Linked DNA regions of Mus musculus: region 1 is linked to region 2. Evidence: chromatin contacts called from ENCODE Hi-C or POLR2A ChIA-PET data. All regions are on one chromosome and are shown on one strand. The core of a region is the stretch at or near the end of the contact, and the rest is flanking DNA. Distances in the headings are between cores, read along the strand shown. Region 1 holds the start of Ecrg4 (ECRG4 augurin precursor). Region 2 overlaps Gm38628 (a long non-coding RNA gene).

The links. Hi-C counts contacts between places; a loop is a spot of excess contacts on that map. ChIA-PET counts read pairs that join two places held with the same protein, here RNA polymerase II (POLR2A).
Region 1: a map of left cerebral cortex shows a loop between it and region 2 (2.1-fold over the local background). The contact joins the promoter of Ecrg4 here to the enhancer-like site in region 2. A Hi-C loop is called at or near these places in 1 of 37 maps with a recorded cell type or tissue (left cerebral cortex). POLR2A ChIA-PET finds 5 or more read pairs at or near these places in 1 of 5 experiments (Patski).

What each region holds. Positions count from the first base shown.
Region 1 is chr1:43,729,211-43,731,910 of GRCm38, reverse strand. It overlaps Ecrg4 (ECRG4 augurin precursor), which reads right to left and starts at 1,309. Exons shown (of 4, transcript NM_024283.3): 1 at 948-1,309. The coding sequence starts at 1,026.
Region 2 is chr1:43,693,573-43,696,338 of GRCm38, reverse strand. Gm38628 (a long non-coding RNA gene) reads right to left here. Exons shown (of 2, transcript XR_865403.1): 2 at 359-1,574. Among named protein-coding and RNA genes, the nearest start is that of Gm38628, 15 kb to the right of the region's middle. Within about 2 kb of position 1,425, at least 2 of the 3 ENCODE cell types and tissues checked have a DNase peak (open chromatin) inside an H3K27ac peak, as active enhancers do.

The DNA of each region.
Region 1 (2,700 bases), core at 60-2,559, 36 kb before region 2:
CATTCTGGAGTTAGGTTTACCATGCCTGCTCTGAGAAAGCAAAAATGAAACACAGAGAAACTGAGTGCGTCTTCTATTTACATCTGGCAATGGCCACCCCTTCGCACTGGGACAAACACCAGTCTCAGGTGATAGGTAAATAGTTTGGTGTCTTCCAGCTACTGTTCTCTTGGCAGTAAACCTAGGGTCACCCTACTGCCTCCCAGAGTTATAAACCTCAAAGGCGTTCCTATGCACAGGAACTCACTTGTGACCTCTAAAGGGTCACACAAAAGAAGAACTTTCCAGGTTCAGAAGGTAGAGTCTGTGGAGCTCTGGGTATAGTATTTACGGTGTACTGCTTAAGTGCTTTTAATGTAGAGAGACCTGGGGATTTTCAGTTAATTCAGCTAAATATAGTAGATATATATTTGCTAATATGTAGATATATTTAATGTTTAAATATAATAGCTAGTAGAAATACAATAGCTAATAATTCCGCTGAATATAATAGAAAAAGTTAAACATTGCTCAGCTTTGCAGCCTGAACGCTCTTAGTCAGCTCTGTTGCCCCAAACTGCCTGGAAGAAATTGGAAGAATTTGGAAGAAATTTGGAAGAAATTGGAAGAATTGGAGAAAGACAGCAGTGTGTCCTGCCTCAGAATGATACTCCCTTCAAGCCTCCACCATCCCTGATTTAGCACTTCTTGTGGTTCTTTCAGATCCTTACTTCATTTGCCCAAGGTTGCCCCTCAGTCTACTATGCTCTCTTTGAATCTGAGTCCCTCACTGCCTGCCCAAGTGCACTCATTGGGACTTACATGAGTGTAAAATACTAGACCCGGTTCCATTGTCTTCTTGGTTTAGTACAGGTTAAGAGCAGGATCATATTCAGGCATGAAGCACCCCATTTCCAATCTCCTTCCCCAGCACCCTCAGCACTCTCCGCCAGGTATCCTCCACTTACCTGGACCCAGGCACAGCAGAAGGAGCAGAGCCAGCCCGGCAAGGGCCAGGACTGCAGGCCGCGCAGACGAGGTGCTCATGGCGACAGAGTGCTGCAAAGTAGCTGGAGGGATGACTGGAGTGGAGACCCAGGCTCAGTGAGGCAGGCGAAAGCTCCAGTATCCTTGCTCTGGGCGGGACCCACAGGGTGGGCAACTAGCCAGCAGGCCAGGCCGAGAGCCAAGCTTCAGTTCAATGCCACCGAGGCACACTGCCCTGCGGGTCTGCTGCAAATCGCTGAGAAGGGCCGCGTGGCCAAAGGGGAGAGGGCAAGACTGATGCCAGGCACAGCCCAACCAGCCTGGACAGAGAATGTTGGCTCACTCCTCTTTTCCGCACGCCCCCCTGAGCCGTTCCTCTGCAGCACAACCCTCCCCTAGCAACCCAGGCCCTTGGCGTCAGGCTCAGGCCTTGCCTTTTAAAGTAGCCTTTGGAATGTTCTTAATTCCTGAACTGTAGTTAAGGTTGGCTCCTGCAGGGTCTCTTTTTATGATATTTTGAAAGATTCTGGGTTCAGAACTGCAATCCAGGAAAAACATGTCAACTCAAACCGCTGCAGTGCAAAAGTGTTTTTGCAAAGTTTTTAGTGAACATGCTGTGTCCACTGTGCACACTCTCATTCTGGGACAGTTGAGCAATTGGAAAGAAGGCAGAAGACACTCATTTTCTCAGTAGCACACTTGACCACTAAGAGAGGTCATAAAACAGTGTGCTCAACAAAAGAGAAGACCAACCGGGGGTTTTCCTGACCACTATGCTGGACTCTGGGTTCCATTCCCAGCGGCAGGTTTGGTAGAGAAAGACAAAAACTGTTTTCAATTGATGAATGGAAACTTGGCTTTGGAGCCTTTTTCCCAGTCTGAGCTGAGCTCAGTTCCTTCACAAAGATTCTCAGTTTTAAATCAAGGAGAGCTGCTTAGTGTCTGGCCACTCAGGGAGAGGCCTTCTCATGTAGAAGGGTTTCTCCAGCAGGCAGGAGAAAATCAGAGTTTAGCCATCAAAGGAAAAGAAGGGAAAGGTGAACCTGGGAGGGATGTAAATACTGATTTGGGAGTCACAGGTATATGAGAGTTCGGAGCTTGCTAGTGCATACTGCTGGTCACCTGTGATCCATCGGGTGTTGGGTAAGACATAGCAATCTGAACTTTATTTAACGACTCTCGGGGATGCTGAAGCGTGTCTCAGACGGCACAGGGAGCAACTCCACTACAGAAGCTTTCCTGTCCTCTTGCCCTTCCCTTGGCCTTGGTGGTGAGAACCTTTTCTCCCTTGAAGACTGAGCACAGTGGAAAGGAACAGGGTTTAGTATTTCTCTGCATTCTGCACAAATATTTAGAGAACTCACTTGTCTGTCTATGTGTGGGTCTCTAAAGTGGAGGCTGCAGCATCTGCTGAGCTGAGGTAAGAAGTCAATGTGGAGAGCCTCCTATGCTGTGAGCACACAAAAATGTTGGTAGTGTTACCACCTAGACTCTGGCCTCCGTGTCCTGTGCTCAGCACCTTGCCACCTGTGGTCTTTATCTCCTTCGTGCCCAGGCTAGACTCTCAGGAGCTATCATTCCGGAACGATGCCAATTCAACCCTAGTGTCATTGTCATCAGGGCTTTTCAAATGCTGCCCAATGAGTTGTCTTTTAGAATGCTGCAGTGACATCTGCCTTAACTACTGGTTCACAGATAATTTGGTGACAGAGGAGCAGGGGAAGTGACCTTACC
Region 2 (2,766 bases), core at 176-2,675:
GTGGACAAGTGGGAAACTCGAGGTTGCAGATGGCTCTACCTGCATCCTTGTGTTGTTCATCTTATAAAAGCAGCGCCAGTTACGCATGCATCCGATTTTAGGATTGTTTAAAACTTTTTTTCGTTTTAGTTTTTGAATATGTAAATGGCTTATAGAATCCTGAATTAGAAGTATAAAATGGATCCATCACTGACAACTATTTGCAACTGCTTTCCTAGTTCAAAGTTCCAAAGCTGTCCATGATCCTGGACAAAACAACATGGTTAGGTTCTTCTTCACACCAATAGCAACTCTGTGGTTTCAACTTCTGCATTTGTTACTTTGTGTTGCTGTAATAAAATAATGCAGCAAAGGCAACTTATAGAAAGAAGAGTTTATTTGGGCTTATAGTTCCAGAAGGCTGAGTCCATCATGATGGAGAAGAATAACAACAAGCAGTGGGCAGGTGGCAGGAGAAGCTGAGAGCATACATCTTCATTAATTAATTAATTTACTTATTTATTTACATCCCAAATGCTATCCCCTCCCAGTTCCTGCTTGCAGACTTCTTCCCCCCAGCTACCAGGCTGTTCAGCTTCTAAACATTTTTTAAACCTGTTCTGTCTACTGCTGCATAGTTCTGTGCTTACTCTACGATGTGAAGCCTGCTGTGAAGTGACCGCCTGGTGGAATATGGCTATTTTTTTCCCTTGTAAGTGATCCTGTTTCTTCTCCTGCAGAAGGAGCTGATGAGGAAAACAGCAAGAGAATAAAGAGGAGATAGGGGATGAAGGAGGGAGAGGAGGGAGAGGGAGGAGGAGAAAGTGAGCTTTTAAAGTGCTTTGAATGGATGTTGACTAACTAGTAGTGCTTTGAACAGCACAAATGTAGTGGCTTCATCCCTAAGACCCCCTAAAGGAGTCCGCTGCCATGGCGAGGTGTGGCAGACTCCCTCCTTTCCTCCCTCTTCAGGAGACTCCACCCTAGCCACAGGGCAGTTGTCAAGAGCTCACCCTGCACTGCTGCCTCGAATCCTATCACACCATCTGCTCCTGGATTTCTCCCTGCCCCTATGGAGCATTCATCTCCATCTTATTCACATTTTACTGCTCTCGACTAAATGTTAGTGAGTTTTATCAAGTACTGCAAGCATTCGGGCACTGTGCCAGGAAGCTGGCAGGCCCACGACCCTACTCCCTGTGGTCTGAGGCTCCACTTATAGTTTTAATTTCCAGTCCCTGTAACTCAGTCCTGAATTACAAAGGGCCATGCTGAAATGGCTCACTTACTTTCCAAAGGCAGCTGGCCAGTAGCCACTCAGTTACTGAGTTGAGTGCAGGACCCCTGTCTCTCTTGGGAAGCCAGACAAAGCCTCTGACTTTCTCTCTGCCTCCTTTGCACACTCCAGTGCCTGTGACAGGGAGTGCTGTTTCCATTGGCCAAGGGCCCTGGCAGGACTCCCCAAGGCAGTTTTCCAGCTCCAGATTCAGTGGAGAACCTGAAAGGCTGCTGCTGCAATTAAGCCTTGCTGGGCTGAGGGAGGGTGGCCCCATATCTTCCAGCCATGGCTCTCCAACCTCAGCAGTGCACAGATCCTTTGAGAGAGAAAAGAAAGTAGACACTATTAAGAACGGTATTCAAAACAATGGAAATCTCACTTGGTGCAAATGTTCTTTACTTGCGGATGAGTACTGTGCAAAGGCGCTGTCTGTAAAACAAGTCCTATTCTAAACACTCCTGTCTCCAGGAGAACTTTAACTATAGATCTAGATACCTTTAAAATTGCCCTGCAAGGAGTTTTAGTAAAATTAACAGGCAACACCTGCACAGAGTGTCTAACTAACACACCTCTTGGTATTGACAGTATTTAATGTAAAATGTGACACCTGAAAGTTCCTTCAATCCTGGCAAGGGTCCACTAAGCTCATCAGGATTCCTCCAGGTTCTCAGGAGAACGGGGAACTCACAGGCTTCAGTTACAACGCTAAAACTAACCCGTAGGCATTGCTGGGGTCTGGTTAGAAAGAGACCAACTTCAGCTCCAAGCCTAGGATTTCTGACTTCTAACTCTTCACAAATCTTTTTCCATTATGTAAAGAGGTCATGTTTGCCAAATAACACACAAGAAGTAGCCCAAGTCCAGAGATTCTGCCTCTGTGGCTTCAACTATGGACAGCTATCTAAAAATATTCAGAAAAAAATATACCAAAATACAATATTTTTTATTGGCACCAATCCCTGAAGAGTACAGTAGAACAACTGTTTGCATAGAGTTTACATTAGGTCTTTTATGTAACAACAATTAAAGCATAAAGGACATGTGCTGGGCTATGTGTATTTACTAGACCATTTTATAGTAGGTACTAGAGCACTGGTAGAGTTTTTGATGTGTTGCCTAGGCTCTGACTGCTGATATTTACTACTGCCTGCCCCCTTCTACTTTCTTCACCTACAAGTTTCTTGTTATGAAAAAATTTTATTTCTCAAAAAAAATGTGTATCATCAAATATATTATTATTGTTTCTCCATATGGATTTTGAATCATACTAAAGATATCCCCTCATATTATAGAGCAGAGATGAATTTCAAAGGGAGAGGGAAGGAGGAGGGGGAGGGAGGAAAAAGGAGGGACAGAGAGAGAGAGAGAGAGAGAGAGAGAGAGAGAGAGAGAGTTGAGAAAAACACCAGGGACCCAGGATTGGAGGACAAAAGGTATGGACAGCAAGGACACTGGAGGTAGACTCCATTGGTGGTGACGAAATCATGGGATGTCCACCTGGGGAGGAA